2 separate regions of the Homo sapiens genome follow, and region 2 is linked to region 1. Evidence: read pairs that join two places in POLR2A ChIA-PET (ENCODE). Cell type or tissue: K562. All regions are shown on one strand. Links, peaks and the distances in the headings refer to the core of each region. The heading gives the core; the rest is flanking DNA.

Evidence for each region. Peaks named below come from ENCODE experiments on the same cell type or tissue, not always from the same donor. Only the 100,000 strongest peaks of a DNase experiment are listed, where the experiment ranks them.
Region 2: POLR2A ChIA-PET joins it to region 1 with 5 read pairs; 4 of 35 experiments call an interaction of 5 or more read pairs at or near these places.

The regions. Positions count from the first base shown.
Region 1 is chr7:149,056,031-149,061,414 of GRCh38, reverse strand. No RefSeq gene overlaps it. Among named protein-coding and RNA genes, the nearest start is that of PDIA4, 30 kb to the right of the region's middle. In K562, for the core only: no CTCF peak of the experiment used is centred there; no DNase peak of the experiment used is centred there.
Region 2 is chr7:148,892,352-148,897,735 of GRCh38, reverse strand. No RefSeq gene overlaps it. Among named protein-coding and RNA genes, the nearest start is that of EZH2, 11 kb to the right of the region's middle. In K562, for the core only: no CTCF peak of the experiment used is centred there; a DNase peak (open chromatin) is centred at 3,308.

The DNA.
Region 1 (5,384 bases), core at 183-5,182:
CGAACCCCTGACCTCAGGTGATCTGCCCGGCTCAGCCTCCCAATTCTGGAAAGATGAGCATTGATTACAGGCGTGAGCTATTGCGCCTGGCCTGTATTTTTTATTTTTTTTTAGTTTTTTAAGATGGAGTCTTGCTCTGTTGCCCAGGCCGGAGTGCAGTGGCGTGATCTAGGCTCACTGCAACCTCCGCCTCCCAGGTTCAAGCAATTCTCCTGCTTCAGCCTCCCAAGTAGCTGGGAAAATTAGCACACCGCCACGCCTGGCTAAGTTTTTGTATTTTTACTAGAGATGGGGTTTCACCAGATGCCCAGGCTGGTCGCGAACTCCTGAGCTCAGACAATGTGCCCCGCTTGGCCTCCAAAGTACTGGGATTACAGGCGTGAGCCACCGCTCCCGGCCTAATTTTTGTATTTTTAGTAGAGATGGGGTTTCACCATGTTGGTCAGGCTGTTCTCGAACTCCTGACCTCAGGTGATCTGCCTACCTCGGCTTCCCAAAGTGCTGGGATCACAGGCATGAGCCACCGCACCTGGCTGAGAACACTTTTTACAAATATTTGGTAGCCACACCCTTTAGGACTGGAATTCTGTGGAATTCACTTTGGGAAGTATTGTGAATTTCTTATACAAAGGACGGAGCAATTAATTCTTCCTGTGTAGGTTTCACTAAGGAAAAGTCGGTTGCTCTAGGCCTTAAATGATTTAAAAAGAGAAAGAAAAAAATATTTTCCTGGGTTAAGGAGATGGGAGAGGGCATTTCAAGAGGGTTTGAGAAAAGACAAAGGGTGGTGAAAATGGAGTGCGTTCAAGACTGCCCTGTCATCTTTTGTGGCTAGATCATAGGATTCTTTGGGGGAAAATGGCAGGAAATAACCTGTGTGAGGCCAGCTCATGGACGGCCTTGAATGCTGCATTGGATTTGGCCTGCATCCTAAAGGCATTAGGCTGCCACAGGGGCTTTAGAAATGAGAAGGGAATGATCTGTATATTGGAAAGTTAACTGATCACATGATGTAGGTTGAATGAATCTGGAGAAACTGGAAGCAAAATGGCTAGATAAGAAGCTATTTCTGCTGCAACTTCTCAACTCTAACTCTCCTGTTACAACATGAAAGCAGCATAAAAGATACATAAACAAGTGAGAGTGGCTGTGTGCCAATAGAAATTTATTCATGAGTTCTGAAACTTGCATTACATATCATTTTTACATGCCATGAAACATCCTTCTTTTGATTTTTTTTTTTTTTTTTTTTGAGATGGAGTCTTGCTTTTTTTGAGGCTGGAGTGCAGTGACTGGATCTTGGCTCACTGCAACCTCCACCTCCCGGGTTCAAGCAATTCTCATGCCTCGGCCTCCCAAGTAGCTGGGATTACGATGGCTAATTTTTTTTTTTTTTTTTTTGAGATGGAGTCTTGCTCTGGGTTCAAGCAAGTCTCGTGCTTCAGCCTCCCACGTAGGTGGGATTACAACGGCCTTTTTTTTTTTTTTTTTTTTTTTGAGACAGAGTCTTGCTCTGTCCCCCAGGCTGGAGTGCAGTGGCGCTATCTCGGCTCACTGCAAGCTCCACCTCCCGGGTTCACACCATTCTCCTGCCTCAGCCTCCCAAGTAGCTGGGACTACAGGCACCTGCCACCACGCCCGGCTAATTTTTTTGTATTTTTAGTAGAGACGGGGTTTCACCGTGTTAGCCAGGATGGTCTCGATCTCCTGACCTCAAGATCTGCCCACCTCGGCCTCCCAAAGTGCTGGGATTACAGGCGTGAGCCACCATGCCCAGCTTTGTTTTTTTTTGTTTTGAGACAGAGTCCCACTGTGTCTCCCAGGCTGGAGTGCAGCGGTGCAATCTTGACTCACTGCAACCTCCGCCTTCTGGGCTCAAGCAATTTTCTTGCCTCAGCCTCCCAAGCAGCTGGGATTACAGGAGCCCATCACCACGCCAGGTAATTTTTTTTTTTTTTTTTTTTTTTGTATTTTTAGTAGAGACGGGGTTTTGCCATGTTGGCTACGCTGGTCTCGAACTCCTGACCTCAGGTGATCTGCCTACCTCAGACTCCCAAAGTGCTGGGATTATAGGTGTGAGCCACCGGCCCAGCTGTATTTTTTTTTTTAGTAGAGACAGGGTTTCACCATGTTGGCCAGGCTGGTCTCGAACTCCTGACCTCAAGTGACTCACCTGCCTCAGCCTCCCAAAATGCTGGGATTACTGGCGTGCGCCACTGTGCCCGGCCCTTCTTTTGATTTTTTTTGTTTTCTACAGCTAAAAAGTGTACGGCCAGTCATGGTGGCTCACAACGGTAATCCCAGTGCTCTGGGAGGCTGAAGCAGGATTGCTTCAGCCCAAGAAGTTGGGCTGCAGGGAGCTGTGATTGTGCCACTGCCCTCCAGCCTGGGTGACAGAGCAAGACCCTTGTCTCTTAAAAAAGGAGAAATATAAAAACCATCCTTAACTCATGGAATGTGAAAATAAAAGAGGCAGGCACTGGATTTGCCCCACAAGCTGTAGTTTGCTGATCTCTGTCTACAGCTCAGAAGACATGGAACTGGTATCAAATGCAAGCTTGTCCAACCCTCAGCCTGCAGGCTGCTTTGAATGTGGCCCAACACAAATTCATAAACTTTCTTAAAACATTATTAGTCGGCCGGGCACGGTGGCTCACGCCTGTAATCCCAGCACTTTGGGAGGCTGAGGCGGGTGGATCACGAGGTCAGGAGATCGGGACCATCCTGGCTAACATGGTGAAACCCCGTCTCTACTAAAAATACAAAAAAAATTAGCCGGGCGTGGTGGCAGGCGCCTGTAGTCCCAGCTACTCGGGAGGCTGAGGCAGGAGAATGGTGTGAACCCAGGAGGCGGAGCTTGCAGTGAGCCCAGATAGGGCCACTGCACTTGATCCTGGGCGACAGTGCAAGACTCCGTCTCGAAAAACAAAACAAAACAAAACAAAAAACAAAAAAAATTATTAGTCTTTTTGTGATTTTTTTTTTAGCTCATCAGCTATATTAGTCAGGGATCTCTAGAGGGATGGAACTAATGGAATATATATAGAATATATAATATATATAAGTTAATATAATATATAATATGTGTTATATAAATATAATATATAAATTATAATATATAATAAGTATATAATATATATTATATATAAAATATATATGGGGGAGTTTATTAAATGTTACTCACACCATCACAAGGTCTCACAGTAGGCCATCTGCAGGCTGAGGGGCAGGGAGAGTGAGTCAGAGTTCCAAAACTGAAGAACGTGGAGTCCGATGTTCGAGGGCAGGAAGCATCCAGGATGGAAGAAAGATGTAGGCTGAGAGGCTAGGACCGTCTCTCCTTTTCACATTTTTCTGACTGCTTATTATTCGCTGGCAGCTGATTAGATGGTGCCCACCCAGATTGAGAGTGGTCTGCCTTTCCCAGCCCACTGACTCAAAAAGTAAACTCCTTTGGCAACACCCTCACAGACACACCCAGGATCAATACTTTGTATCCTTCAGTCCAATCAACTTGACACTCAGTTTTTTTTTTTTTTTTTTGAGATGGAGTCTCGCTCTGTCGCCCAGGCTGGAGTGCAGTGGCGCGATCTCGGCTCACTGCAAGCTCTGCCTCCCGGGTTCACACCATTCTCCTGCCTCAGCCTCCCAAGTAGCTGGGACTACAGTCGCCCGCCACCACGCCTGGCTAATTTTTTGTATTTTTAGTAGAGACATAGTTTCACCATGTTAGCCAGGATGGTCTCGATCTCCTGACCTTGTGATCCACCCGCCTCAGCCTCCCAAAGTGCTGGGATTACAGGCATGAGCCACTGCGCCCGGCCGACACTCAGTTTTAACCATCACAAATCCACCCCTTGTCAACTTGAATCAATACACATCTCCTGAGATCATATATAATCTTCAAATAAAGATAATAATAGGGTCATAATTATGCCTAACATAATATAACTATCCTTCGTACAACCGGAAACGCACCAATCCCCAACCCAAATACTATGACATAAAGTTAACAATACTTAAATGCTGATGTGAAGTCAATAAATCTAAATGTCATGTGATACAGAAGAAAGGAAATAACATGTTTTTTGTTGTTGTTTTTTTTTTTTTGAGACGGAGTTTTGCTCTTGTCGCCCAGGCTGGAGTGCAATAACACGATCTCAGCTCACTGCAATCTCTGCCGCCTGGGTTCGAGCAATCCTCCCAGCCTCCTGAGTAGCTGGGATTACAGGCGTGCACCACCACGCCCAGCTAATTTTTTTATTTTTTTGTAGAGATGGGGTTTCGCCATGTTGGCCAGGCTGGTCTTGAACTCCTGACCTCAGGTGATCCACCTGCCTCGGCCTCCCAAAGTGTTGGGATTACAGTCGTGAGCCACCACGCCTGGCCTAACATGAAGATATTTTCTTAAGTAGAAGTGTATAAATGCACAAACACGTTTTTAACAAAAGGAGGAAATACTCATGAAAATTACAGTCCTCCTTTTTGCAGCTGGTCATGCGGTCATAGCTGGTATTAATGACTACCTTCTTCACTACCCGTTCTGTGTTCCCTTTATCTTCAGCAAGCACCTCAGCAGGTTGTGGTATTTTCCTGGTGGAGTGACCCAAACCTTCATTCCTGAAGGGTCTGGGTCACTTGTAGTCCTTCCTGGATTGTGCTGTTGTAGTTTCCGGTAGACCTTAATCACAGGGCATGGTAGTATCACATGGTAATACTAAGAGACACCCCAGGCTGGGCGTGGTGGCTCACGCCTGTAATGACACCCTAGGCCGAGGCAGGTGGATCACGAGGTCAGGAGATCGAGGCCATCCTGGCTAACATGGTGAAACCCCGTCTCTACTAAAAATACAAGAAAATTAGCCAGGCGTGGTGGCGGATGCCTGTAGTCCCAGCTATGTGGGAGGCTGAGGCAGGAGAATGGCGTGAACCCGGGAGGCGGAGCTTGCAGTGAGCCGAGATAGCATCACTGTGCTCCAGCCTGGGTGACGGGGCGAGACTCCGTCTCAAGAAGAAAAAAAAAGAGACACCCTAATGGATCTCCTCTATTCCATGCATACTCTTCCTTACCTCCGCTGTGGAGTAGTAGACTGATTTCATCTTGATAGTGCGGGTCAGTCACCCCAGCCCACACTGTAACTCCCTTCTTAGCCTGTTGATTTAAAGGTAGGAGGAGCCCAAAGTGTCCAGGTGGCAATCTTAACTTCCAGTTTAATGGAATCGTGTCTCCTGGTGGCAGCATTCCTCCCTCTGGAACTAAGACCTCTAGGCCAGCAGAACATAATGTCACAGGAACAGGAAGCAAAAATTTTGCTAGTGGATTACTAGGGGTGATGGTGAGTGGTGCCACTTCCACTTCAACCCCTTGATTCCTGGATCCGTGA
Region 2 (5,384 bases), core at 316-5,315, 160 kb after region 1:
GCCATGCTGGTCTCGAATTCCTGACCTCAGGTGATCCGCCCGCCTCGGCCACCCAAAGTGCTGGGATTACAGGTGTGAGCCACCAAGACCCACCAAGAATGTGCACTGTTATTTTGTCATACTTCCTGGTAATTGGTATATTTAGTGGTGGCTTCCATGAAGTGACTATCATTTTATTGCAATGTCAAGTCAGGTGGCAGTGTCTGACTTAGTTGGAGAACTTTAAACCTAGTGAGAAAAGGTGGTTACTATTAGAGCAGTAGGCGTAGAAGTATCACACTGTAAAGGAGAACGAGTTCGATTTGGAAAGAGCAACCAGATATCCCAGTTTGACAACCAGCAGTAAGGAGCACCTTGCTGTTTGCCTTCTGCATGTTGGTTGCTGGATGGATGGAGTCCATAGGAACAGAAACAGGTTCCCCAAACAGAACTGTCCTGAGCTCACTCTGTCTCAGTGCTGCTTCTGCCCTTCATGCTTGGGATATTTTTTTCATAGTGAATTTGCAAGTTTAGAAGGTCTCTCAAAATGGAGCTGAGTAAAGAGGACTTGGGAAGTAGGCTGGCTCTAGGGCTCGTAAATATGGTAAGAGAATTCCACCAAGGAGAGAGAGGATTTCTCTGATTTTTCTTAATTATACTTTCCTGTATGATCTAAATGGTTTTTTGTTTTTGTTTTGAGACGGAGTTTCACACTGTCGCCCCGGCTGGAGTGCGATGGCACGACCTCCGCTCACTGTGACCTCTGCCTCCCAGGTTCAAGCGATTCTCCTGCCTCAGCCTTCTGAGTAGCTGGGATTACAGGCGCCCGCCACCATGCCCGGCTAATTTTTTTTGTATTTTTAGTAGAGATGGGGTTTTACTGTTGGCCAGGCTGCTCTTGAACTCCCCACCTCATGATCCACCTGCCTTGGCCTCCCAAAGTGCTGGGATTACAGGCGTGAGCCACCGTGCCTGGCTATAAATGTTTTATAATACATATACGTTTTATAATCTAAAATGTGGTATTTTAAAATATTATGGTCTGTAACAATTAATGAAGAAGTACATTGTGCAGTTTTACTTTTTAAAATTATAGAAGCAACGCACACATTCTTATTGTAAAAGAGTCAGGGCAAGCCACAATGGCACAGAACTGAATGGGAAGGTTCCCTCCTCACTGTCCTCTTGCTCCCCTGCCCAGAGGTGACACAGTTTTGTGCACATCCTTCCAGTCCCTTTCTACGTATTTTTCTTTGTATATATGTGCAGGTATCCTTCTTACATTTACATAAATGTGGTAATACTATACATACTGTTTTATAAATTACATTTTTCATTTTATACCACATCTTACAGATCTTTTACTATCAGTATATACAGATTTACCTTACACTTTGTTCGAAAATTTTTATTCATTTGATCTCAATAGCTGCTTAGTATTTATTAAATATATAAGCACACATTTCTAATATAGCTGTACCATAATTTATATACATCCTGAATTATAGAGATCAATTATATCCCGAATGATGGACACAAAGCCCTTTCCTGCTTTTTCTATTATAAACAACGTTTCCGTGACTATCCTTATTCTTATGTGCATGTAGGATACGTTTTGTTGGAAAGGTTATCTAGCAATGGAGTCTCTAGCTCAGAGAGTGCGCACAAATTCAGTAACAGCAAACACTGCCTAGCTGGATTCCTAAACACCGTGTCACTTTACACCCTCCACATGGATGAGTTCTGTTTCCTCAGATCCTAGCATTTTGCTGACATCGTATCTTGATTTATCAGGTGTGTTTGTCAGATTTCTTGAATGCGCATGTCTTCCTTTTATAATGAGAAAACATGTTTTAAAATCACACGGAGGCTGGGTGCAGGGGCTCACGCCTGTAATCCCGGCACTTTGAGAGGCTGAGGCAGGCGGATCACCTGAGGTCAGGACTTCGAAACCAGCCTGGCCAACATGGTGAAACCCTGTCTCTACTAGAAAACACAAAAATTAGCCGGGCATGGTGGTGCGTGCTTGTAATCCTAGCTACTCAGGAAGCTGAGGCAGGAGAATCGCTTCAATCCACAAGGTGGAGGTTGCAGTGAGCAGAGATGGCACCACTGTACTCCGGCCTGGGTGACAGAGTGAGACTCTATCTCAAAAAAAAAAAAAAAAAAAAAAAAATCTCATGGAAATGTTGCTTTTCAAATCTGAAAGCAAAGACACCAAAATGGTAAAAGTGGTTCTATTTGGGAGATGGGCTGTAAGCAATTTTTGTTTCTTTTATAATCTGAAAAAAAGGACAGTTAATGAAAAACAAGAATGTTAACATTCAAACATAGGTGTTATAGAAAAAAATTAGTGGTTATAAAAAAAAAAGAGAAAGAGAGAAAGAGAAAGATACCAAATAAGTCCTTGTGCATTTAGCCATTGAACTAGAACTGGAGAACTGGTTTGTTTATACTGCAAAGTAATGCTAACTTGGGCTTTCAGGACACAAAAAACATTTATCCAGGATAGACATTTGAGTAGATCTTTTAATATGTTATGAAAACACATATAATGATTACAATCTGAAAGTAGAAATGATTTAATACTTTAGAAAAAAATTAATAATCTATTTCCTGCTAGGATCCAGCCTACTTTAAAAGAACACTGGTTTGTAAAATAATATAAGGTGCGCCATATAAGAAAACTACAGGCAAAAAGAATGCCTTTTTACTGAGAAGTTTCGGCCAGTTCATTAACTATTACACACTATTTTCTTTTTCGGTCGTAAGTGTAAAATATTGAGCAACTGATAATTCTTTTAAGATTATCCTAGGATGATCTTCGTATGAAAGTATTCACAAGTGAGTTTACAAGGTCAATTTCCTGTGCAATATTCTAAGTTCAGTCATTTTTTTTTTTCCAAAAATTTCACAGGTCAGATTATGTGTGACAACACTGCAAAGTGAACCAGCTCTATCACTTGATATATTGCCCTTAGTTTAAAATGGCTGCTTTTAAAAACATATGGCTCCCAGCTGAAGTTTTATCACTGCTGTTTTTCTTCCCAGAAGATTCTATACCAATTTGATAAATTTCATCAGTGGGAAAATATTTTCTCCTCAACTTAGGAATGATTTTCTGTAATTGGAGATGTTTCTCACATGTAAAATACTGAATCAGAGCATGTTCTTTTAATGTCAGGAATGTCTTTAGCCAGCAGTTATTAGTACACCAAGAATTGCAAGGCAACATGTTAATAGACTGTCATAGAACTTGTACAAAACTAGAGTTGCCTTGTCTTTCCAGTGGGTGACCTGGGCCAACAGGCCAGATATCAGCAGCGAGTGTGTGCGACGGTACTCTGCCTGCCGGCCCACGTGTCTAGGACAAAAGGTGACAAGAGAACTTTGCAGCTCAAACTCACCAAGGACATGCAAGAGTTTGAGGAGGGCATCACCCTGGATTGGGAACAGTGGATAAGATCAAGTTCAGGATCTTGTTGACAGAAAGATCTTTTATCCAGAGAGTTAGATTTCCAAGCTCACTCACTCTATCCAGTAACCCCATTCCCATCAGGAATGCCTCTGTCAGAAATCTGATTTCTGTCCTGGTTTCAGGTTCCAGGTCACACATGCTGCCTTGAGGTCCTAGGTAATGATGACTCTAGGGGTAAAGGAGTTAACTGCCCCGCCAACCATGGAAGTGGGCTGCCGAAGGCCACCCAGCTCACTCTGGCCTTGGGAGCAGGTCTAGGTTGTCCCATCGCTGACCTGGCCAACTTCTTACCTTGGCATAGCTAACTACTCCTCTGCTCCAAATCCCACATCCCTTCCTTGCTTTCCTCTTGCTTGCTTTCTTGAGGAATCCTCTACGTCTCCATGACCTCCAACCCCCCATCTTTATTCCTGTAGCTGGGACTACAGGGCATAAAACAAAATAAGCACTAAGTAAATGTCTTTTGAATGAATAAATGAAGGGTCGTGTACAGCCCAGATTTTCCAATATTTTTGCAAACATTTTGAACTGTTTTACGTTTGTCTAATTATACTGTTTTTTTTGGGGGGGGGGGTAATGAGTTCTTTAAGCTAGTTACCAAGTCAAGTAATTCTCAACTGTTATCAGTAGACATTGCAGAGAATGCAAGAAGTGCTTTTTCATTGAAACACGCTGGAAATCAGTGAAAAAGAAACTGTGTTCATTTTATCCTGGTAGTATATATTTTCAGATAGTTTGAACACTTGATTCACTTCTTGACCTTTGCATTTTCAGCCTAAAGATCAATCCCTTGTCTTCATTTAACGGAATCTCTTTTCTTTTCCCTCCCTAACCCCTACCTCACTCTCTCTCTCTTCATCTTTTTAGGTGCAGTGATCAAACATGCTTGTAGTATTTACTTTTGTAGATACCTCCAATTTTTTTTTTTTTTGTTAAGTTTGATCATGGCTCACTGCAGCCTCAACCTCCTGGGCTCAAGTGATCCTCCCACCTCAGCCTCCCACGCAGCTGGTATTACAGGCACAACCCAGCATGCCCTGCTAATTTTTATATTTTTTGTACAGATGGGGTTTCACCATATTGCCCATGCTGGTCTCGAACTCCTAAGCTCAGGTGACCTACCCACCTCAGCCTCCCAAAGTGCTGGGATTACAGGTGCAAGCTACCATGCCTGGACTGTTAAGAAACTTAGATAAACAAGATCATAAGATAAATATTCTCTGTCTTCTTTCACTTAACACTATATTTATCAGATTCATTCACATTGTTGTATGTAGCTATAGATTCTCTGCATCATTGTAGGATATTCCATTATGTAAATTAACCACAATTTATTCATTCTACCTTTGATGGGCATTTGGATAGTTTCCAGTTTGCATTATGAACTTTTTTGTACATGTCGTTTGTTAAGTGTATATGCATACAAACATATACTTGCTAGAGCTACACCTAGAAGAATGGCTACGGTATGGAGTATTCCATATTTGTTCAAGTTTCACAGGTATTATCTCTTCTCAAATTTCCAAAGTGGCTGTACCAACTTGCACTTCTATTAGCAGTGCATAAAAATTTTCACTGCTTCATATCCTTACCTACACTTGGTATCTTCTGTATTTTTTCATTTTAGCCATTGGGTAGGTATATAGTGGTATTCCATTATGGTTTTATTTGCATGTCTCTGATAACTAATGAAACTGGGCACCTTTTTATATGCTTATTGGACATCTGTATATCCACTTTTTTAGGTGCCAGTTTATTAAGGGTATCTCCCTTTTGGCCATTTCCTAACATTTTCTTTTTCAAATCGTCTTGTGGTTTATATGATCTGTATGACAAGTGTTTTGTTAGGGAAGTGTATTGTGAATTTCCCCTATTCTTTGGCCTGCCGTTTGAATATCCTAATGGTGTCTTTTGACAAACAGAAGTC